Regions from separate parts of the Homo sapiens genome. Here all the other regions are linked to region 1. Evidence: chromatin loops called from intact Hi-C (ENCODE). Cell type or tissue: PC-3. All regions are shown on one strand.

Region 1 (8,000 bases):
TTCTCTTCATAGGACCTAAAGGTGCACCCAGGGGCTTGAGCTGGGGACAGATTTGTGTGATTGACATGATTCTGGACTCAGGATCACCCAGGTCCCACTAAGGTTTTGTTACCAGATGAGTTAATCGCATCTGGTTCCTTTGTCCCTAAGAGATCTCCCTTAAGATCCAAGAAAACTCTTCAAGACTGGTCCTTCAAACTATCTCAGTAAACAAACACAATATTACATATTTTGACTGTCTACCAGACTGCTGGACATGTCTAGTTATGTCTGAAACTTAGTTGTGAGAACTTTCCAGCCATAAGCCATCTCCTAATAAGCAGAGGTGTGTGTATGTGTGTGTGTGTTCACACGAAAACACAGAGGATATCACTTAGTACTGTGACACCCCTCTCTCAACCTTTTAAATTTTCCCTCTAGTTTCCACCATGTATTACATTTATGAGAAAAATATAATGACCACATACTCCCCAAGAAAATTACAAAGCCCCAGATACAAATAGTTTTCCCTCTCATTACTGTGAAAATAAAGTAAATTATAATTTTCACTTGTTTTTGAGAGGATATTTTAAAACCCATTTCCCATTATCATTAGAATTTGTAGATGATGTGGAACCACCGAATAGTCAATGTGCCTGCAAATGTCAATAGACCTTTCTATAGATCAGCAATTATTAGTTATAAAATAAAATGGAAGTGTATCCCACACTCAATAGCAGTAAAAGACACAAAATGACTAGAAACCCTCAACAAGAAATGTGTGAAACCTAAATGAAATAATACTTTCTTGAGAGAGAAAATAATTGAATATCCCAGGTACTTGATGGCTGAATGGCAATATTGCCTGTCAAAATTATGTCAGTTATTCACAAGTTAACGTGTAGTCATATGACAAGTATGACTAACACCCTAGTGAAGATTTTTGGAAGAAACTGACAAAGTTATTTTAAACTGATCTGCAGGTATAAAAATAGCTAAAAAATGTGGAAAATGAGGACCATTTCTGGCTCCTGTTAAGATGGTGGATTCTCATGGCCTCCTGCCACCCTGCCCAGTAGCAACCCTAGAAAAACTATTGGAAGTAAGAAGAAAGCATGGAACTAAGTGAAAGCAAGACCCCTGTCGGGAGTGAAACCTGTGTGTGTGTGTGTGTGTGTGTGTGTGTGTGTCTTTGTATGTGTGTCTGTGTCTCTGCGTGTGTCTCTGAATGTGCGTGTGTCCTTGTGTGTGTCTGTCTCTATATGTGTGTGTTTCTGTATGTGTCTGTGTGTCTGCATATCTCTATATGTGTGTGGCTGTGTGTCTGTGTGTATGTCTGTATGTGTCTCTGTCTATGTGCTTCTTTGTGTCTCTGAATGTGTGTCTTTGTGTGTCTGTCTATGTGACTGTGTGTCATACAATGTGTCTGAATGTCTGAATGTGTGCCTGTGTGTCTTTGGTGAGTCTGTATGTGTCTGTGTGCATGTGCCTCTGTGTATGTGTGTGCCTGTCTGTGTATGTGTGCCTCTCTGTGTATGTGTGTGCGTCTCTGTGTGTGTGTGTGTGTGTGTGTGTGTAGGTCTGGGGTAGGTGAGATGGTTGCAGGCTGGACACAGAGCAACCAGTGGAAATTGAGAGAGGACAGGTTGGAGAAACAAAATTCTGCTTTCCCATGTGGCCTCTGTATAAACCTTCCCTACCCTAATGCCCTAGAAACAACCTCCACAGCTCAGGGCACTGATGTCCTGGTTATATCAGGGCAGCCACAGCCCTGCTGGGAGGAGCAGTTGATGAAGGACGTTCATGCTTCTCTCCTTTTTTCATATCTCAAAATTTGGTGAATTTCTATATTAAAAAATTTGCCTTCTAACAATGTTACTTCCAAGAGTTTAAAGGAACACAGATAAAGCAGGTCATTGTATACACAGCTTAAAATACATTTATTGGAAAATAAAAATGGTTAAAAGCAACACTTAGCTAAGGATTTAACTCACAAGGTACAGAAAAAGCAATAGAACATTCAAAGAAACAAGAAAAAAAAGATAAATATATAATGTGTAAAATAGTGCATGTATCTGTACCCACACCTGCAAATGACACAGAGGTTAACTAAGTCCAAAGTTATTTCTTTAAAAATATTTGCAATATAGATAGGTTTCTAGAGTGAATAAATCAAGAAAAAATATGCAAGTAAACCAAGTACAGAATGAAAAGGGAGAAATTTCTACAGAAAGCACAAGTTTTTTAAAAAAACAAAATGACTAAATTTGAACTTAGTGAAATGCATAAATTTTTGAAAATATGCCAAAATCAGTATAATAGAAAACTTGCATGAACCAATAAGTATGAAAGAATGAAATATTAAAGTATTAAGAAATGACAGTAAAGCACTTTTCTTTCAGAATCCCCAGTCCAGAGAGCTACACAGTTGATTGCTATTGTATTTTTTAAAACTCAGTTAATTGATGACTTACATAAGTTGTTCCAGCAAGTATTTGCAAAGTACAAAAAATACAAAAAGAACAAAAGTTTTCTAATCTAAACAAAGGTATATATTAATCATAGATTTTTTATTCTGCAATCTTTAATTGAATTTTTATATTGAAATAATTTTAGACACAGAAAGTTTACAAAAACAGAACTGCTTATACTCTTTAGCTAGCTTTCTCAAATGTTAAAAATCTTGCATAATCGTAGTACAATTATAAAAACTAAAACATCCATACAATGCTACTAACTAACCTAAAGATTAAGGGGGACATTATATGTCTTGTTACTGATGTTAACCTTAATCATTTGGAGATGTCTCCCAGATGTCTCCACTGTAAAGCTGCTATCTTTCCCTTTGTAATTAGTAAAGTATTGGGGGAAGATACTTTGAGGTTATGCAAATACTGTTTCTCCTTAAAGTTTTGCCCACTAGTTTTAGCATTCATCGGTTGATCTTGCCTGCAGTAATGATTACTGTGGTATTCTAATGGTGATATTCTATTTCCCTCATTTCTTCTAATATTTATTAGAATTCTAGTTTTTTTAAAAGCCATCTTTTTTCTTCCATGAATTAATTACTTAATATCAGCATGGCCTCATGGACATTTATTTTATTCCATGGGTTATAATCCAATACTGCTGTTAAATATTTTGTTGCTCAAGTTGTTTCAGTTTTGGCCACTGCGGTCTCTTTCAGTTTGGCTCCTGTGCCCTCTGCAACAATGCCCCTATCCTTTCTCCAGAACTTTTATTTTCTGGCATTACAAGATGCTAAAGGCTTTTCTTACATTTTCCCTACTCCAGCTTGTTTTATAAGCCTAATATAATCTTGGTTCCAACAGCAGATAAGAACAACATGGAAAAAGAAACATAGACCTATTTAACTTGTGAATATAGACGCAAAAAAATTCCAAATAAGATAGAAATCCAGCCATGCATAAAAAGTAACATTGTAATCAAGTGTTGTTAATACAAGGAATGCAAGAATGCTTGGCATGAAAAACTCAAATAGTGGTATCATGTAATCCAGCAATCCCACTTCCGGGTACGTATCCAAAAGAAGTGAAATCAGGATCTCAATCTGTTCTCCCATGATCATGGTGGCACTATTCACAATAGCCAAGATACAGAAACAACCCAAGTGTCCACAGACAGATGAATGGATAAAGAAAACATGGTGTATACATATAACGGGAATACTATTCAGTCTTAAAAAAGAAAGTAATCCTGAATTTGTGATGACGTGAATGAATCTGGGGGACATTGCGCTAAGTGAAATGAACCAGTCATTATGCTAAGTGAAATGAACAGAAGGAAAAATGCTGCCTGGTTCCACTCACATGAGTTATCTAAGATAGGCACACTCATAGATGCAAAGGATACAATATGTATGACCAGGAAGTACATAGGAAAGTGTTTAATGTCATTAATCGTAGGGAAATGCAAGTTAAAACCACAATGACATACCATACACCCACTGGAATGTCTACAGTTTTAAAAGACTGACAATGCCAAATGTCAACAAGGCTGTGGAACGCCCCACACATTTATACAATGCTGGTGGCAGCGATGAATCAAGGGTGAGGGGGAGGAAGTGGTCATCCAGAGCAAAGGTTGTTAGGAGGTGGGTGCATTGCCTTCAGAGAATTTAAAAACAATAATAAACCTGATTATAAGTCAGTCTGCTTTTTATTATCAACATATGCTGGCAATTCTAAACAACATTAGTGATAAAATCCTTCTCCCTGAAAAATATCTTTTTGTTGGTCTAAGAGCTAAACAGTTTTTGAGGTTACTCTGGAATTTTAATAATGTATATGTAAGCATCAGATTAGCACATTTTATTATCTGTCCTTTGATAATCACTGTATATTGCACAGAAGTCCAGTTACTCCCAGTTATACAGCCAGTCCCTACACATTCAGATTCAGCTACATGTGTTTAGAGAATGAGCCTCTTATGGTTTGGAATCTTTTCAGCTGCCTTCAGAGCACAATTTTAGTCTGCAGCCCACTACATATGCCTGCATTTAAACAGTAGATTGAAATAAACAATGAAAGCACTGTGAGTGTAAAGTCAAAATAACAGAACTTTAGTTACTTTAATTCTGTCATTCTATGTGACCACTTGCAATTTTCATTTGCTTAAAATTTAAAACAGAAGTAGAGTGCAAACTGCAAGGTTTTATGTTTCTGTTTAGATATGTAAAAAATTTTATTCCTGCATGAATATATTTGAGTGACATTTTAAAAATTGAACTTTGTTCAATTAACTGGTCATTTAAACTTAAGAATGAATCAGTAAAATAATGATCATCACTGATTACTACATGAATGCTACTGAAAATAATTTTGTTATATAGAAGAAAAGAATGCTAAAAATTATCTACTTCAAGTGTTAAATACTCTAGATACACCACTATCCAGTGGGTATATAAAATGATACGATCACGTTTAAAAAGGTTTGAAGATTTCTTTAAACATACATCTACCTACCCTTGGCCCAGTAATTCTATTCCTAGGTTTTTATCCAAGAGAAATGAAAACAGGTCTACAAAAGTTTGTGCAAGAATGAACATAGCTTTACTCACAATAGCAAAAAACTGGAAGCAACCCAAATGTTCAATAACTGGAGAATGGCTAAACAAATTGTAGTAGCCATAAATGAAATGCTTTTCATCAATAAAAGAATAAACCACTGAAATATGCAATGTGACTAAATCTCAGCCATTATTAGGCTAAGTGAAAGAATACAGAAAAGAGAGATAAGTACGGGGATATTCATTATTCATTAAGCTATTCTGTTTTCTTTGTATATTTAAAAAAATTCCCATATTGAAAATTAAAACATGTATATAAAACAACAGTGCATGAATATGTGTTTTACAAGAGCACATATAAAGAAAAGTATAGATATCAAGTACGTTAAAATTGTTGCTTATGGGGGAAGTAGGAGATTTAAGTGTGGGAAGATGGAGGTACTACAGAACAAAATAGTAAAATGAGATTCTCCTTAAACAAAACAACAATAGCGTGTGGTGAACTATGGAGGAAGATGATCCCAGTCCTCTAAACCCAATGTCTCTCCTCCTGCAACCACCCCCCCCAAAAAAATAGTGGGGTATTTATCTTAAAATAGGTTAAATATATATCATAGAGCTATAACTGTTAAAGCAGTATGGCATTGATTCAAAATTAGAGCTATAGATCAATGACTGACAAGAGATAGTTCAAAAACAGGCCCCAGTATACTCCAGAATTTAATATTTGACAAAGGTGCCATCTTCAATCAATTGGGGAGGAAGTGGTCCTGGAATAACTGAATGGCTATTGTGGGGAGGGTGGCCAAATTTAGAGACTCAGCTCATATCAAATACAAAGAAATATATTATACTTTTCAAACATCTGGATTGCCATATTTAAAAGTGATAGAAAAATAAGAAAATATTACAGATTTTCTTGCAAAAAAGGTTAAAATATCTTCATGTCAAAAACAGCATAAAGAGAACTAATTTGAATACAATAAACTGAAAGAAATATTTGGAGCTTTAAACAAATTTAGAGGGGTCACACAATTTGATAGTCAAAACACCAACATTCCAAAAACCAATAGGTAAAGGAAATGGAACAGAAAACTCGCAAAGGAGGAAAAACGATTGGAAAGCTCAGTAGTAATAAAATAAATGGAACTTAAAACAAGTGTTACCATTTTTTAATTTATTAAATTCACTTTTATAAATAAGAATATTAAAAGAGCACAGTAAGGTGGGCATTTCCCTGCCCCACTCTAAGTGAAGATTAGCAGCCCAATTTTATAAGATAATTTTACATATAAGTAAGAAGAAATAAAAGGAAATACATAAATAAAACATCGTACCATGCTCTCTTCTTTTTCTCATTATTCAATTTGTAGCAACTCTAAGGAAACAACCCAAACTGTAGTAAAGTTTCTATGTGTAACAAGTACATTGTAGTTACAACCTAAATATCTGTCAATAAAGAAGTATGGATATAAATTTGTTCACCCTATGATAAGATATTATGTAGCTGTTAAATTTCATGAATACTTTTAAAATTAAAATTTGATAAATACACGTATTTTAAAAATTCAATTGTATTCAAAGTCTCATAGCAAACCTCAGCAACTTCATGCTCCATCCTTCCTCCCTCCCAGTTTATGCCACCCCCAGAGGCAGACATTTACAACTCTCCTGAGTCTCTACTATCAGAAACATTCATATTTCTAAACCAAGAGTGCCTTCTCTTGGTTTGTTAATCTGAGGCTTAATTCTTGTCTTCCTATTATGCTAAACAAAGATTTAGCTCTCTTTAATCTTTTTTCCCATGACATCCCCTTAATTCTCTGAATAATTATGTCACAATTATTCATTTAAGTAAAAGATAATGTTTACATTATTACTGTGTAAATATTGTTTGTTAGTAAACCAAATAAGAAAGGTTTACATTTCCTTATTTGTGGAATGTTTTTCTAATTATTGCATTGACATTATTTTGCTAAATTTTCTATGTGCCTGTTGATATACTTAAAAAATGAAATTCTAGGCCGAGCCTGGTAGCTTATGCCTGTAATGCCAGCATTTTGGGAGGCCCAGGTGGGAGGATCTCTTAAGGTCAGGAGTTGGAGACTAGCCTAGGCAACATAGTGAGACCACATCTTTACATAAAATTGTTAAAAATTAGCCAGGCATGGTGGTGTAGTCTAGCTACACCACCAGACTAAGGCCTGTAGTCTTAGCTGCTTGGAGCACTGGGGCTAGAGGAGTGCTGGAGCCCAGGAGTTCAAGGCTGCAGTGTGTAATGATTGTGCCACTGCACTTCACCTTGGATGATAGAGCAAGATCTCATCTCTTAAACAACAACAACAACAAAAAACAGATCTTAATTATCTTCCAAACAGCCCAAATATTAGATACCAGTTCATTTTTCCCTGGGAGACCCCTTCCCTGTCACCCTGTCCTTCACCTGCCTGCTCTGTGCCCAGGGCCCTCTCAGCCTGAGGGGCAGCTGTCCACCTGGCACTTCCCTTTGCCAGGGCCTCGTGTTAGGTCCCTTAGAGATCCCATTTTCTTTTTTCTCGATTAGTCCTTCACATTGGTAAAGAACAACCTCTAGCAGTTCCTAAGAAAGGGTGCATGGAAGGTAAGTATTTGGAAGCAATGTGTGTCTAAAAATGTTTATTCCATTCTCATGGTTATAGAATATGTAGAAAATAATTTCTTCTCAGAATTTTGAAATCCTTCCTCAATATAGTCTACCTCCCGATATTGATGTTGTGAAATTTGGTGTAAATATCATTCCTGATCTGTTCTGATCTGTTCCCCTTCTCCATGGGTGCTTTTTTCTTTTCGTTCCCAGTGTTCTCAAGTTTCATAACAATATTTTTGGCCTGGGTGTGTTTGCCTTCATTGTGCTGGAAATTTTATGAGCCTCTTAAATCTGGTGACTCATTTTTTTCATTACTTCTTTAAAAATTTCCCCCCGTTTTCCTGTTTTTCCTGGAAGTTTACTTAG
Region 2 (8,000 bases), 260 kb after region 1:
TTAGCGGTGTCAGTCCTGGTTTCACCAGCATCAAAATGTAGTGTCCGGGGTTCCTAGTCAGAACAGCATAGATCCGACTGTGGCAATGGTAACAGCAGCAGCATCTTTAGAAACTCAGCAGACAGTGTGGGCTTGCAGGTTTCAACCCAGGTTGAAAAACCCCAGCTTCCTGATCTCTGGGGCACATTTCCCTCTCTGTGTGCTTCCCCAGCCCATCTAACACCTTGGTAACATTCTTTCTCCATTAATTCCTTCTGTTTGAAACATCCAGAGTAGTTTCTGTTTTTCTGTCTAGATAATGATTGATACACCTCCCATGCCCCACCTCTCACCCAGGACAGGATCGAAGTGTTGGGGGAGCCACAACCTGCTTCACCTAGAAAGTAAGAAAGAAAAAGAGAACTGAACAGTACCACACCTTACAAAGTTCAACCCCATTTTGAAAATTAAGGGTGGCTTATCAAATTTCCTAAGTCAGCCAACCCCTGGTGACATGTATTCATGGTGGTGCTGTGATGTGCCACTGAGATCCCCCATGAGGATTGAAGGATTTATCCCGCAGAAGCTGGAATTGCTCCCAAAATACAATCCCCAACTGTCAATCCTCTTCGGGATTTGTCTAGGCTTATGAAAACTAGGCAGAGGCAGCCCCCACCCAGTGACTGATCAGCAGGGAGTTATAAAGGCCCAAGCTCATATTCCAACAACGAAGCGCCATACCAGCTCCAGAGCTTCCCATGAAGTCAGCTGAGACCTTTGCTGGGACTACATCACAGCTCAAATTATCCCTTGTCCCAATCTGCCCCCTTCCCTTTTCTTCCATGGGAGTTTATCCCAAGAGCACTCCCTAATAAGCCCTACATACTCATCTCTGCCTCAGAACCTGCTGCCAAAGAGACATATATATGTGCTGGAGCTGCCGCAACAAAGTGCCACTGATGAGGTGGCCTAAACAACACCGACTTATTGGCTTACAGTTCTGCAGGCTGGAAATCCATGATCAAGGCGTCCGCAGCATTGGTTCCTTCTGAGGGCCGTGAAGGAAGGACTTGCTCCAGGCCTCTCCCCTTGGCTTGTAGAGAACTGTCTTTATGTTCACATGGCAGTCTCCATGTGTATAGATCTGTCTCCAAATTTCCCCCCCAACTTTTTTTTTTTTTTTTTTTTTTTTTTTGAGACAGAGTCTTGCTCTGTCACACAGGCTGGAGTGCAGTGGTACAATCTCAGCTCACTGCAACCTCCACCTTTTGGGTTCAAGCTGTTCTCCTGCCTCAGTCTCCCGAGTAGCTGGGACTACAGGCATGCGCCACCACACCCAGCTAATTTTTGTATTTTTAGTAGAGATGGCGTTTCACCATGTTGGCCAGGATGGTCTCGATCTCTTGACCTCGTGATCTGCCCCCTCGCCCTTCCAAAGTGCTGGGATTACAGGCATGAACCACCGTGCCCAGCCCAAATTTCCCCTTTTGGTAAGGACATCAGTCATATTGGATTAGGGCCCACCCTAATGACCTCATTTTAACTTGATTGCTTCTGTAATACCTTATCTCCAAACAAGGGCCCGTTGAGGTCCTGGGGGTTAGGACTTCACCACATGAATTTGAGAGGGTTGGGGGGAACAATTCAGCCCATAACAGAACCCAACCTGCAAACATATCAATTGTCTTTTCAACTAGGAGGACATTGACATGGATCTGCCAGCTTTCTAAGACTTTCCCCAGATTCAAGTCCAGTCACATCAAGTTGCCTTATTAAAGGGTCTGCCCACTCAAAAGGAGAAAGTGCAAAAGATGCTCAGCAAGGTTAGTTATGGGTTCCCCAGCACAGGCTGGCAATATTTTAATCAGGAATGACAGAGTCTGGTTCCCAGGCTAGAGGGAAACCTGAAATGGGGCATCTATTGGGAAATACGCATTTACAAGGAAACTATTTATTACACATAGCTGGGTGATGAGAAATGTGGCTGATCATTCACCTCTGGAAGGGTGTCTGGGAGTCTAACATAATTAGGCTCTTATGTCGTTTGTTCCCAAAATTAATAACAGTATGACAATGAATAAAGGTGGGAGGAGGAAGGTACAGGCAAATAGATGATAGATTTTTTTTTTAACTAGAAAAGGAGAACTTTTCTTTCTTTCTTTTTCTTTCTTTTTCTTTCTTTCTTTCTTTTTTTAAATTTTGAGACAGAATCTCACTCTTTCACCCAGGCTGGAGTGCAGTGGCATGATCTTGGCTCACTGCAACCTTCACCTCCCAGGTTCAAGAGATTCTCCTGCCTCAGCTTCCCAAGTAGCTGGGATAACAGGCGCGTGCCACCACACTCAGCTAATTTTTGTATTTTTAGTAGAGACGGGGTTTCACCGTGTTGGCCAGGCTGGTCTCAAGCTCCTGGCCTCAAGTAATCCACTGGCCTTGGCCTCCAAAGTGCTGGGATTACAGGTGTAAAACCATCATGCCCAGCCCTATTTTTTCAATTTACTGATAGAGTTATCATGGTATTCCTATGTTTTTCTCCGCGTACACATTGCCTTGCTTTCAAGCTGAAAATGTGAAGATGCTTTGCCGTAGAAAGCATTGTCACAGTAAAACGCCTTAAGAGTCAGCATTTTGTTAGTGGGGGCAGGGTAGCAGGAAATGTGGGCTATAGAGAAATTTATGCATGAATGCTTAAAAGCAACCTAAAGCCAGCCTGCACTTTGGAACTCAAGTTGGTGTTACAGTCTGTATCTGGAGCCATCAAAACCATGTTGGGATGGGGCATTTGAAGGAGTACAAACAGGCAGGGTTACAATCTGGCCCTGAGCCCTAAATCCCAAGAACACTGGCCTCAAAAACATCAGAAAGCAATGGAGGTCTGAGAATCAAGTGCAAATGTTCTCATGTGCCAGGAAAACCTAAGACAGCTATTTTCACAGTATATTGGGGCTTGGCCAGGTTCCAGAAACCATCAGCAAAGTAGCCTGCCTTGATACTTCAAAGGAAGAAGTCGCACTGATAAATCCTGCCCACACTTTCCACCGCACACACTTCATCTTGAGGTATATAATACCACAACAATGAGTCACTGGGCTGGAGCCTGAGGCCTGTCCACAGGACAGAAAGAAAGAAAAAAGTCTCTCACATCTGTTGTCTAGGGCAATTCCCCTCACTCTTCAAAACTGCATAAAAACAGAATAATAAAAACTGTCACAGGACAAATGAGTTATGGCCTGGTTTACCTGTACAGTGTCCCTCAGTAGAACTATAACGAAGTTGGCCCACCATTTTTCTTTACCACATTTTATCACATTTTGATAAAACTCATCAGACAGGGAGGAACCAATCTACTTTATTCCTTAGATTCAGCTCAGATATCTTAGGAGGACTTTAAACCATGAGACAAGCTGAGAGCTTTTCTTTAACATACTTACACACTCATACCTTGGAAAGCCTCTGTCTTCTGAATTGTATTTGGTGTAAATGAAAATTCAGCAAATATTCACAAGAATACCCAAGGTAAAGAATATCAAGCCTAGGTGTCATGGACGAGAAGAAAGCAACAAGGGGATGCCAAGGTCAAGAGTAGGGCCTTTGCTTCTTAGTGGGGGTTGGGCAGGAAGAAATCATAAAAATTCCTTTTCTATAAATCCTGCACTGTCTGGACTGCTCATGGGCTGACTGGCAATTTGGTCAGGCAATAGACTTTTCCCATCTGGTCATTTAGCGAGGGTCTATGGAAAGATAGTGGAAATCGTCTACATCTTTTGCTGAGTAAGACAAGAAAGTCAACGAATGCAGCGACTACATAGTATACTGGAGGCTAAAGTCTTAAGAGACACATTGGTTTAGATGTGTGCACGTGGCCATGTTTGCTTTGGGGCAGTTTTTTGGACACACAGACACGTCTCCACCCACTCGTTTACCCCTACCCCATTCCCACCCTTACCCGCACCCCCACCTCACTTTGTTCTTAAGACTATAGTTATGCATAACTGCTAAGAGTAAACACTTTCCAGATGACCTACACAAAAATCCTTTTCCAAAGACTCTTCTTGGTTTCAGGTGAGTTCTCATTTTCCTTCACTCAAGTTTTGTTTGTCTCCCCCAGGGTAGCAAACGCAGTCAGATGATACTTCCTGACAGCATCCAAGAGCAAGTCTCACCACCACATCTGTCAATAAAAAAGAAAACAAGGAGCTGCCAATTTGTCTATTTATAGGTGCCAATAAAATCCTGCACAGAACTTTAGTCAACAAGACTATTTCAGAAGGGGTGGCCAACAGTGTGGCCTTTCACTGGCAAGGGCCACCTTTGTCATCACTTAAGAAAGAAAACCTGCCAAGTTTTCTGTGAGGCCCTCAATAAATCTTACTGAGTATTTCCATACACATCAGCCACCTTAACTTGAGGAAAGCCAACTTGGTGAGCATTATGTTGATTTACCAAGATAAGGAGCCTAGAGTCTATGGCAAGAAGTTCTTGAGGCCCCTCAGGGAGTGTCAAACAGTCCAACCCATAGGCAGGGGAGGAGGAAAATTACACCTCTCCTTCAACACCTCCAGAGCCCAGGATCCTGCCACCTGTCAGAGCAGAGGGGCAGTGGGTGTTGGCATGGCCCACAAGATGCCTCCAAGGAGAGAGGCACTGAGACAGGGGTTGCACTGGGGTTTCTAAATCCTGGGAGCTGAGAGTCAGATCCAGGATACACACTGGGGTTCCCATTGCCTAGCCCTAAAACATGGCAGTTGTGGTTAGCTCTGGTGAAGCAAAAAGACCACCAAATTGAATTCAGATAATTAGTTCTAATTATGCTAACTCTACCACTTTCTGCTTTTTAGAACTTGAGCAAATTACTTGATTTTTTCTGAGCTTTATGCAGTTCTTATGAAGACTAAATAAAAAGGTATTCAATATTAATAGGTAGTTTATTAAGCATTTCCTGTAAGCCAATGACAGTGCTAAGAACACAAATATCCCAGTGTTCAGATAGGAATTGTAAAGGGTGGAGACAGTAACTTGCCCAGAGCCACACAGTTAAACATGGCAGATATCTTATACATATTTTGGCTATTTTGTTTATCATTTTAGAACCACGAGAACACCTCAGCTACCACTATAACATGAATTTTTTTAATCCAGTGCCAATTTTATTTTTTGGTTGTTTGTTGGCAGAACACAAAACTCATAAAAAGCTTCACCCAGGATAGCCATTGTTGTGTGATAAAGTTGGGAGATTGATTAAAACGGCAGTGACATTGTGGTATTATTTTTGTTTTGTGTTGTTAGTGGCCAGATCCTTCACAAACACCTGGAAACTAGTGTGGCTTCTGGTTCTAGCCATTCGGTAACAGCTCTGAGGCTGAATAAATTGGACGTGAGAATGTGACAGTGAAAGACGGCTTGGGAACACCCAGGGTCTGAATAAAGCTTAGAAAATACACCACACCTTTATAGAAAAAGTAGATTTCTGTTTTATAAGGGAAAGATTGGCAGGAGTTCCAGGCCAGCTGCCCCCAAGAAAGAGGTAACTATTTAAGCCAATAAGGTTTCCATCTACACAAGTGCTCAAGTGGAAACCAGCCAACCAGAGTTAGCAGTTCTGTGGCAGAGAATCTCTGAAATCACCGCTGTGTTCTGAAATCACAGAACAGAGGCCTCCCAAGCTTGCCGAGCCACTCAGCCTCACAGAGCCTCATTTCCACTTCTCTAAGATGTAGGGACTAGATCATGCAAAATGGTCTAACCAAAGAGTAGATTTCTTTGAGGTTTCTTTCTGTTCCAAAATTCTGAGATTCTTAATTATGTCGAGGAAGCCACTTCGAAGCTGCTTTAGATAAAATAACCAGAATCCAAAATAAAGTTCGGCTTCAGCTGAGCATAATATTCCTGACACTTTACACCAAGCTTGTCCAACCCGTGGCCGGTGGGCCGCATGCAGCCCAGGACAGCTTTGAATTTGGCCCATACACTTCCTTAAAACATTATGAGATTTTTTTTTTTTTTTTTTTTTTTTTAGCTCATCAACTATCGTTAGTGTTAGTGCATTTTATGTGTGGCCCAAGACAATTGTTCTTCCAGTGTGGCCCAGGGTAGCCAAAAGATTGGACACACCTGCTCTACAGTGTGTATTTTCTTTCACAGTGTCTTAAAAGGAACACATTTCAAAATCCCTACATTTTTCTTCTTTTTCTTCTCCCTCTTCTCCTCCTTCATCTTGTTTGCCATCATTATCATCATGATTGTACTTAGGGTATTTGTTTAATGTGTTTGTTTTTACAGAAAGTGCCTTTTGCAAGCCACTGCTCCTACTGACCTAGTAGTGGAAGGTAAACTGAGTGTCACAGAACTCCAAGCATCCTCACATGTGCACTGAACAAGAAAACTGTGGAGTGCCTGCCCACTCCAAGCCACCTGCCCCACGCCACCCCAAGGGGTGCCCACCAACAGCCCCAAGGGAAGGGGTTCTTCGAGCATAAATTGCTAGGTTCAGATCAGGTTCAGATCCTCATTCGCAGGTGATTGGTCTGAACCCTGTATCAGTCAGGGTTCTCTAGAAGGACAGAATTAAAGGAATATATATATGTTTATTAAGTATTAACCCATATGATCACAAGGTCCCACAACAGGCCATCTGCAGGCTGAGGAGCAAGGAGAGCCAGTCCGAGTTCCAAAACTGAAGAACTTGGAGTTTGATGTTTGAGGGCAGAAAGCATCCAGCATGGGAGAAAGATGTAGGCTGGGAGGCTAGGCCAGTTTCTCTTTTCACATTTTCCTGCCTGCTTATATTCTAGCTGTGCTGGCAGCTGATAAGATACCAGATTAAGGGTGGGTCTGCCTTTCCCAGCCCACTGACTCCAGTTTTAATCTCCTTTGGCAACACTCTCACAGACACACCCAGGATCAATACTTTGTATCCTTCAATCCAATCAAGTTGACACTCAGTATTAACCATCACAATCTAGGTGTAGAAGTCTCACCTCAGAGCAGCTCCTCTCTGAGTCGCCCTGACACAAAAGCTGAGCCTAACAAAGACAAGGGGGATCAATGGAAGCACTCAGAGTCCCTCTCTAGAAGCGTCTAAATGAGAATCATAGAGCTATTCATGAGTGGAAAGGTAGGAAAGAAACCGAAGCCCAGAGGCCTTCAGCAGAAACCTAGAGTAGCAGAAGCCACAGGCAAGAGGAAGCCTGGGCAGGCAAAAGCTAGGGGAAAGCCTGCAGTCCTAGACAGCTAAAACTGAATGACATGCAGAAGAGCAATGAGATACTCGGTTGTGCAGTGGCACAAATAGTAGAAAATTAGAAAACTCCTGCTGCTCTAGGACCACAAGGCAATCCAGCTCCCAGAGTTGCTTCTGATTCTGTGTAACCTCCTAGTTCCTGATGGACATACCATTCTCCATGAGTTTTGGCTCTTTGCAATTCCCCCATGAGGTCTGGTACAGATTTCTGCCTACATATATCCACCAATGAATCTCAATTTCTTCATTGTAACCTGAGTCAGTCTCTCATGCTGATCATCAAAAGGCCTATTAAGTATAAAATGCTGTATGGACTTACTGTCTGAACGATGACTCCTAACCTGCTCACAACTCCACTAACATGGATGCTTCTGTTCTGGGAAATTCCAGGGTTTGTCTTCTGTTTCCATTGAATTGACCACTTGCCTGTTTTTCAAATGCTCTAAACCTTCTATTTACATAATGCCTTTGTACCCTCTCATGTACTTCTCATACTGTCTCTAGCCTCTCATAACTAAAAGTACTGATACTATTACTTCAATTACCATTTTACATTTGTACTTTTCCTGACAGATTTTTCCGTAGTACTTTTCCAGGCAATTTCACCTGCATTATCTCTTCTGAATCTTGTAATAGACTTATGATGTAACAATAGTAATTATAATACCTAATATTTACGTGGTGTTATATAATTTGAAGACCATTTCACACACAGAATCTCATTTGGCCAGATCCATTTAATGAAGCTGTGGGGTGTTTTTCTCATTTTACGGATGAGAAA
Region 3 (8,000 bases), 64 kb after region 1:
CTCTCCGTTCTCCTCCCAGGCAAATGTACAGCTGGCTTTGGTTGCATCTAACTGTAGTATGATCACTCAACTTTTCTCCGAAAATGTCAGGGGCTCAGTGCTACCCTCCTCAGCATAGATAGGTGCACCCTGACAATGTCTGTGGTTGTCTCTGAGTTGCTCATGGTAATATGCCACTGTCTCTCATGAGTCTATCATATAAGGGAGAAGCCCAAGGAAGCCAGTGATTCGCAAGTCTGTATCCATTGTCCCAAAATGCTACTTTCCCTGGGCTTTGGCTTTGGGTTTCTGGGGAGAAGTCCTGGGATCATTCTTTAGATTTTAGATTTTAGAACCTGGGTCCTTTTCCCTCATAGCTCATTGCAAAAGGAAGGTACATTCTAATTTCCCTGACCTCCTGACAGCCATCTTTTCTGTGAGACCATATACTTGGCTCTTCAGGCCAGAAAGATCCGTTTCTGATGGGGAAAGAGAATGGGGATAATAGTACTAAGAGCTACTATTTGTTTGAGCATCGTGTAGATTGAGCACTTTATGGGTCAAGCACTCCTAATAATGTTATCGCCATCTTAGAGATATTGGGCCTGGAGAAATGACCTTGGGGCCACAAAGCTTGTAAGTAGGAAAACTGGAATTTAAATTAGGCTGAGTCTAGCTCCAAAGCCAAGGAGGAAGCTACCAATGACAGGGGCTGATGCTTACAGGGCAGCAAGCCTCTGTAGCCCAGGAAACCACAGGGACTCTTGTTGTATAAACTATCAGTGCTCTTACAGAGATTGCCGCAGTGCCCTCTCCTGCGTCTGTCCACTTACTCAGGCAGTTGTCTCTGAAAGCGCTCACCAAGCTCCTGTTTGAGGTGATCTGAGGGTGGTGAGCCCTGCCCAGTGCTGGAGAATGAAAGAGGCCTGCAAATAAAGCTTCTGCTCTTCGGTAGGAAGTGCTCCTTCATCATCCAAAGTGGTCCCCACCACAAGCTGCAGGGAAACCCTGCAGAGCTGGAGCCAAATGTTCTACAGAAGTACCAGATTTGTGGCACCCACTCTGGTCCAACCTCCACTTCCCAATGTTAGATTATTGCATATATTGTATATATTCCATATACATGTGTATATATAATAAAGTGTGTATATTCTAAGTATGGAGCTTGAGGACTTTTTTTCCCCACAAATTGAACACACTTGTACTAACCAGCATCCAGCCTGAGAAACAAAACATTAACACTACTCAGAAGCCCCTCTGTGCTCCCCATCCACAAAAATGATCACTATCTTGACTTCCATCACCATAATTAGCTTTGGTTGTTCTTATGCTTTCTAAGTACACTGTAATAAAGTAAGCTAATACCTATGTGTGCTTCTGATTTCTGTACACACTATCGTATTTGTGGAAGGCATCCAAGGTATTGCACCGAGCTGTATATCATTCATTCTCCTTGCTATCAGTCTCCTTGCTGTTTGTGTGAAAATAGAAATTTTTATTTATCCATTCTTCAGCTGATGCACACAAGGGTTTCCATTTTGTGGTACTATGAGTAGTCATATACCTTCATTTTAAAAATGTTTTTGATGAAGTGTCACCCTAGGTGCTGAGTAATTAGGACTTGAGAATGATTGCCTCTGTCCTGGATTAAGTTGGACTTAGCTAGGGGACATTCCTGGATGCTTCGAGTTAGCAGGTAAAGTCAGTGAGTCCTAGGAAGCCTATGATGCCAACTTTATTTCACATAACTACTGTCCGCATTGAGAAGCCTAGGTGGGAAGGAATATGGGTCAGCTCATGCCATGAGATGCTACTAAAAACTCATGGGAGCACTGTGTCTTCTGGGGGCCAAGAATCGTGTTGGTCTCTGCCCCACAGGGAAGTCTACATTACAACCAGAAGTCTTCGAGACAATTAGGAACAGTATAATTAATGGCCTAGATCACTCAAATTTCATGACACAGTCGGAAGACGGGAATCTTGGGGTCTGTAGATTACATTTTGAGGTAAAACTCTATAACCACAAATTCAATGTTGTTCTCTACAGTAAACATTTCAGGGAAGTCTTGGCTGAAGGCAACCTTGAATGGCCAGCATTTTAAACTATATGTTTTAAGTCATGGCATGGTTTGTAAGTAAGAACCATGTACAAATGATGTTCTAAAGGTCATTAGTCTGGAAAATATCCAGTTGCATACCTGGTCATGTTCAGAAAACCAAAGGAAACCGACTGAACTGGAGAACCTGATAGTAACAGAGTATCAGGAAGAGCACTATAAACACCCAGGCCCCAGGAAGCCTAATCATATCTGAATCATACAGGTAACTATGTGAAACAGAACTACAGATTCAAAACTATTGCAATCTAATAAGTTTCCTCTTTCATTGCTCTTTACCTCTTTCCAAAAATTGGTAATAAAAAATTTCTGACCTAATGGCATTAAAGATTTGCTGATTCTTAAGTAACACATGATCATTTTAGAAAAATTGGATTATCAGAAGTTCATGGAGGAAAATAAACACCCAGAATCCCATCATTCACACTTAGCCCGTGTTAACATTTTGTATGTTTTTTCTACCTATATTTATCTTTGTTTCACTTAGCCTAACTGGGTTCATACTGTATGCCAGCAGTTCAAATCCTCTTAAGTTTTATGTCGTGAAGATTTTCACATGTTTAAATAGACTTCGAAAGCATTACTTTACTTTTATCTATTAGTGTATCAGATGCATGTGTCCAATTTGTTTAACTTCCTCCTACCCCATTTTATAGATATTATCTACCTTGCTGCATTGCTGGGCTCTACCTTATCAGTTAGATTCTCCCCCAAGTTATAATTTAAACATATGCAAATTATCCTCATTAGTAAATACAGAGTACAGCTATATGCTTCTTTCCTGTTTTTCTCCTGTGGGAGGCAAATTGTGATTTATGGCCTTTTCTTTAGCAAACATGTCTGTTCACAATTGTGTTAATGTTCTCAGTCGAGAAGCCTAGGAATTTACTACCCAGAATCATGTCTGCCAGGAGGGAGCTCAGGGGACTGGAATCCTTAGGGGCTGGAGGCACTGCCTCAGTTCTCCTCTCCACACTCAAGCCTGTGCATCTCTCACAGAAGACCAAACACAGCCACATTCTGTGTGCAATTGACAGTGTGGCATAGCCTTAAGTGCACTGAATGATCCTGCAATATTAACCATCTGAGCCTCTTTCCCCAAGCCAATTGCCCCTCTCACCCAATATCCAGGGAGTCCACTTCCTTCCTACATCCCACAGACCAAACATGTGAAACTGATATCCAGCTTACAGTGAGTTCCAGGGAGGCACAGGCAGGTTATCGGAGCCAGCAGCTACCCTGAGAGAGGAAGGAAACTGACTTCATAGGAAGGTGGAGTGGGGCTCCCTCCAGGATCAGAGAGGGGGGTCCAACTCGGCTCCAGCAGCCTGTGCTATTCACGGGCCAGGACACAATTGCCTAGAGGATACAGCCTAGTCCTGGTGAAGTCTGAATGACCTCCATTAATCCATCTAGGGCTTTATAGTTGTTCAGTTCCCTCAGAGACACTGTCACATTCAGGGAGGGCAAGACTCAGAAGTCACTCATTGTATACACTCACGCACACATGCCCCAGCCTGGCAAAGATGTGGTCCTTGACCTTCAGACAGGCAGAATGCAGTAAGAGCTCGACTACTCCTCCCAGCAGAAGTGAATAGTCTCCAGGTGTCTGTGTCCTTTCCTCAGTGCACAAAGCCACATCAGCTCAGCCAGGGCTACTTTTCCCCCCTTGCTTCCCTTCCAGTTGCCTCTTTCAGCTAGGTTAGCATTGGCCTCTTCTTACCCTCCCTGCAGGATTGCTCCTGTTTGTGCAGGAACATTCCTGCCACCTGGAGTCATCTCTCTGTATCTTTCCTCTTTGTTTCATTTCTGTTCACGGCAGAACGCCACAATTTTCTCTTTCTGTTAATAAAAATTAAGCAATCAATTTCCTTCCCCTCCATTACACCTAATTCCCTCTGTAACTCAATTATTATTGCAACTCTGGCAAGTGCTTCCCGAGGCAGATGGCAGGAAAGACACGTTGCCAAAATAAAGGGCATTGTGTGCAGAGGAATATTGTTTACATGGAGGTGATGACACTTCCCTTCCAAGGATAGGTTATTTTTCTAAAATCAAATTCATATAACTATTAATGTAATAAGTTTATTCAAATGTTGCCAAGGTTAATATAAGCACATGTAACAAAGTATAGGAACCACTAAAAATGCTTCCTATATATTCCTTTTTCAGGGGTTATGGCAAGTTAGGATAAATCTATTACACGAGTTTTTATTCACAATAAATGCAATAAATGCACTGCCTTTTGAGTTCTAAAATACCTGATTTATAAAGGTGTTCCAGGTTCTTGTATTGTCATAGTGCAGAGCAATGGAGGAAGATTGAGAGTATGGTCCTTTGCATTTAAACTGGGACCCAGTGTCATGACGAACTCCAGTTGATGGATTGATTGCCAATGACTGCCTAAGCTGGGGTGGGAGACAGATGAGAGAAGAGGACCAGAGTCCTAATATTCCTGACTCCTGGGGACAGCCAGAAAGAGGGTAAGGGGTATCATCCCCAGGTAGTCTTCCTGCCCAAAGGTGAGGCTCTGCAGAGCTTCACTGGGCTATTTCTGTACTGTATTGGATAGGACTATAAAATGGAGAGGCTGTTTTCCATAGGACGGCTATAAAACCAGTCTTATTTCATGATTTCATTACCTTTATAACACTTTCTGCTTTGTTTACAGAACTACCTTCATTTCTCCTTATTCTTGCCATCCTGTGTCACAGATTCTAGCAATTTGGTTCTCCCAGAAAACAGGGTGGTTGTTGAACTATGGATCTCAGAACCAAGACTTGCCATTGTAGGGGTTTGATACCACAAGTCTCTGCATTTGAGAAAACCTGGACATCTGCATCCATTAATTTCCAGAGTAGATGTGAGCTTATCAGGACACATGAAACTGGAGTGTCTGGCCAGGATTTTCCTTCTCTTTCTGAAATAAGTTGGATAAGAATTACATAAGTGATTAATAGAAATGTGAAAAGAGTGTTTCCTTTGTACAATACTTTTACAACATTTCGATACAGCAGGAAAATGTTGTTGATAACCCAGAAGATATAAGCATAAAGAAAATAAAATTATCTATAATCCCACTCCATGCAGATAATGGCCTTTACTATTTTATTGAATCTCAACTGGTTTTTAAATGTATATATACTCTTTAAAAATGGAATTAGCCATGTGTTTTCTATAGAAATCTGCTTTTTTTCCCTTCAGTACTGTTAATATTATTTCCATTTTATCAAATATACTTCTGCCATCATTTTAATGACTACAAAGTACTCTGTTACATGGATATGCCATAATTTTAAATAGTTCCCCTAATGGTTTACATTTAGAGCTTTTCTGAAGGCTAATTATCCACATAGTGATTAACTTTCTTATTGCTAAGACTTTGCATATATCAATTATTACCTTAAGACAAATTACCAGAGGTGAAACTGCTTAGTCAAAGATTCAAAATTTCAAAGGTTTTGATAAATTGCCAAACTGACCTTCTGAAAGGCTGGCTATATGATGCTTTGTAAATTATAATTTTTCAAGGCTACATAATTTGATTTTTATTTTCCATATCTGAAAAGGCACTATATGTACGTGTTTTGCATATATTCTATTCAGCCATGCAGTTAGACATCCTAGGCATTAATGTTCTTAAAAGCGAACATTTTTATCCATTTTTTTTAATTTAACTCAGACTATTTCTTCTCTAGGAGTAGTATCCCTTTTAGTGCAGCATTTTTGAAGCTCAGTCATTTTGAAAAGTATTCCCCATTTATATAACTATTATCATACTTAGCATTACAAATCAGTGGCCCTAGGCTTGCGATGGGATTCAGATGTCTGTTCACTTAGAGTCATTTTCATAATTTATTTGAAGAATTTTGCTCAATATTCATAAAGCCAAATGTTCAAATAGTTTATTTGCCAGGCTATTATGGCCTTGTCATTGTATGAGAGGCCCCTGCATCTGAGGCAGGACCACGGCGGCGCCCCAGCTCCGTGGAGCACAATACAGGTAACGTAGCTTTGGCTCCACTCCCAAAACTACAGCACACAGATGGTGGAGAACAAAAGGCCAGCGTGGTCCACCACGTTTCAGCTGTTCTCCCAGACTCATCCAACCCTCCCGGGTCTGCTCCCTGTCCCCATCTTCACTCCCCTCCGGAGAGCACCTCTGCTGCTCTTGGGCTGACAAAAGGCCATGCTCAAAATATCCCCAAATATTGGTCCAATATGACAAAGCTGAAAGGAGAGCAATTTAATGTCACTCAGTCCCTCTCATTAAATGTTGTCTTCACCCTCCCTCTTCGAATGTCAGAAATAAAGTCCATCTAGGTGCCAACAAATCCTTCTGATAGAGCGGTTGCTATAGCAACTTTATAGCGATGAATTCAACAGCAAACCATTCAGTCAGAAGGTGCTGGCTGGAAAGCGGCCCCGCGTGGTGCAGCACCTTCTTTTGAAACTAGATTGTTCTCTGTGACCTGGCATCTATTTTCTATTTCTGGGTTTCAGACACAATCCTTTGTTAAGTTATTTGATTTACTGTGGAATTAAGACTCCCAGAGGGCAGAAGAAGAGGTGGGGTGGAGAATAGCTGAAAGACTGGAAAAATATGACAAATACAGAAGGAAGATTTTTAAAGAGGGAGCAGGAGGGGGAAAAAAGCTTAAATAGAATCAATTCACTTCGAACCAGGTGCAGAAGACTAATGTGAATTCTGTGTTCTGTGAGAGGGTAAAACAAAATCAGCTCTATCCAATGTTGGGCTAGTTTAAAATAAACCTCATGCTATTATTAATATAATCCCTGCTTTGTAAGCCATGACATTTAACCAGGTAATTAAATAATAATTGAATAAGTCTGCAAAGCATAAAACCAGGCAGAAAGGCACATTCCCCTGAGGCGATTTTTATCAAATATTGACTTACTCTTCAATATTAATGATGGGGATTTAATGTTATATTTTATATTTACATACTGACTTTGTTTGAAAGACCCTTTGTAATTTATAGGTTCTTAAATTACACATGTGACTTGAATTAAAAGCACAAAAGAAAAATCCAAGGGAGGGGAATGTGCAAATTTAAGGTGTGGGGTGGGACGCAAACCTTCACTGCAGTTCTTGCAGCTGTTGGGGTCTGTCACTATCATGGTCTTCATATACTTGTTGTAAGTAACTATTCCTACTCTGCAAAGACACTCACTCCTTGCTGGGCAGAAGTGAAGCTCTTTTTTGAGCCGATTTTTTTTTTTTTTTTTTTTTTTTGGCTACCCTCTCTGGGAGCACTAGATAGAGATGAGTATTGTATCCCAAATCTAGTGGTATTGAAACATGTCTTTGTTGTTTTACTTTCATCATACTCAACCCTAAGAGAAGAATATGGTCAATATTCATGTAGAAACCATACTTGCATTGTTACACAGTTATATTGTAGGTTGAATATAGAAAGATATGCGTTCATAAAAAGCAAAATGCAATCTGAGAATTGGCTTTATGGAATTTAGAAGAATATTGAGTATTTTATTGTTTTTCTTAAACTGTGAGCTACATATCCTTTACACCAGTAAAATTTAAAGTTATATACATATGCACATATTTTTTTCTTGGGAGAGCCGATTGTAAACCATTTACCAGCACACCACTAGATTTGAGAGTGCTCTCTTTGCTGAATGAATCCGATTATGGCTTTCCAATACTGGAAGCATATTCTGCCAGTGTTTTGTGCCATCCACAATGTTAACGACTACAGACATAACTTGCTTTTAAGCTTCACTCACATTAGAATTAAGGACGTGATGAAAAATGTTAAACAATCAACAATAAATTAAGCCCTTATTAATGTCTTATAAAATCTCTAGTCTCATCTTGGCAAGCCACCAATAACACCACTAAACAGAGTTAAGAGGTGAGCA

What was found. Hi-C counts contacts between places; a loop is a spot of excess contacts. Peaks named below come from ENCODE experiments on the same cell type or tissue, not always from the same donor. Only the 100,000 strongest peaks of a DNase experiment are listed, where the experiment ranks them.
Region 2: it touches region 1 in a loop (4-fold over the local background); 3 of 110 quality-filtered maps call a loop at or near these places.
Region 3: a loop joins it to region 1, with 2.6 times the contacts of the local background. A loop is called at or near these places in 5 of 110 quality-filtered maps.

What each region holds. Positions count from the first base shown.
Region 1 is chr5:74,060,041-74,068,040 of GRCh38, forward strand. The region is part of intron 2 of LINC02122 (long intergenic non-protein coding RNA 2122); the gene reads right to left. Among named protein-coding and RNA genes, the nearest start is that of LINC02122, 39 kb to the right of the region's middle. RefSeq lists a silencer at 3,991-4,191. In PC-3, no CTCF peak of the experiment used is centred here; DNase peaks (open chromatin) are centred at 3,991 and 7,931; H3K4me3 peaks cover 314 bases; H3K27ac peaks cover 2,040 bases.
Region 2 is chr5:74,324,136-74,332,135 of GRCh38, forward strand. LINC01333 (long intergenic non-protein coding RNA 1333) reads left to right here. Exons shown (of 5, transcript NR_197443.1): 2 at 296-383; 3 at 1,677-1,802. LINC01331 (long intergenic non-protein coding RNA 1331) reads right to left here. Exons shown (of 4, transcript NR_197436.1): 4 at 3,309-4,150. Among named protein-coding and RNA genes, the nearest start is that of LINC01333, 6.5 kb to the left of the region's middle. In PC-3, no CTCF peak of the experiment used is centred here; DNase peaks (open chromatin) are centred at 3,006 and 4,236; H3K27ac peaks cover 2,010 bases.
Region 3 is chr5:74,124,236-74,132,235 of GRCh38, forward strand. No RefSeq gene overlaps it. Among named protein-coding and RNA genes, the nearest start is that of LINC02122, 25 kb to the left of the region's middle. In PC-3, CTCF peaks have their summits at 3,873 (motif pointing left) and 4,074; no DNase peak of the experiment used is centred here; H3K4me3 peaks cover 443 bases.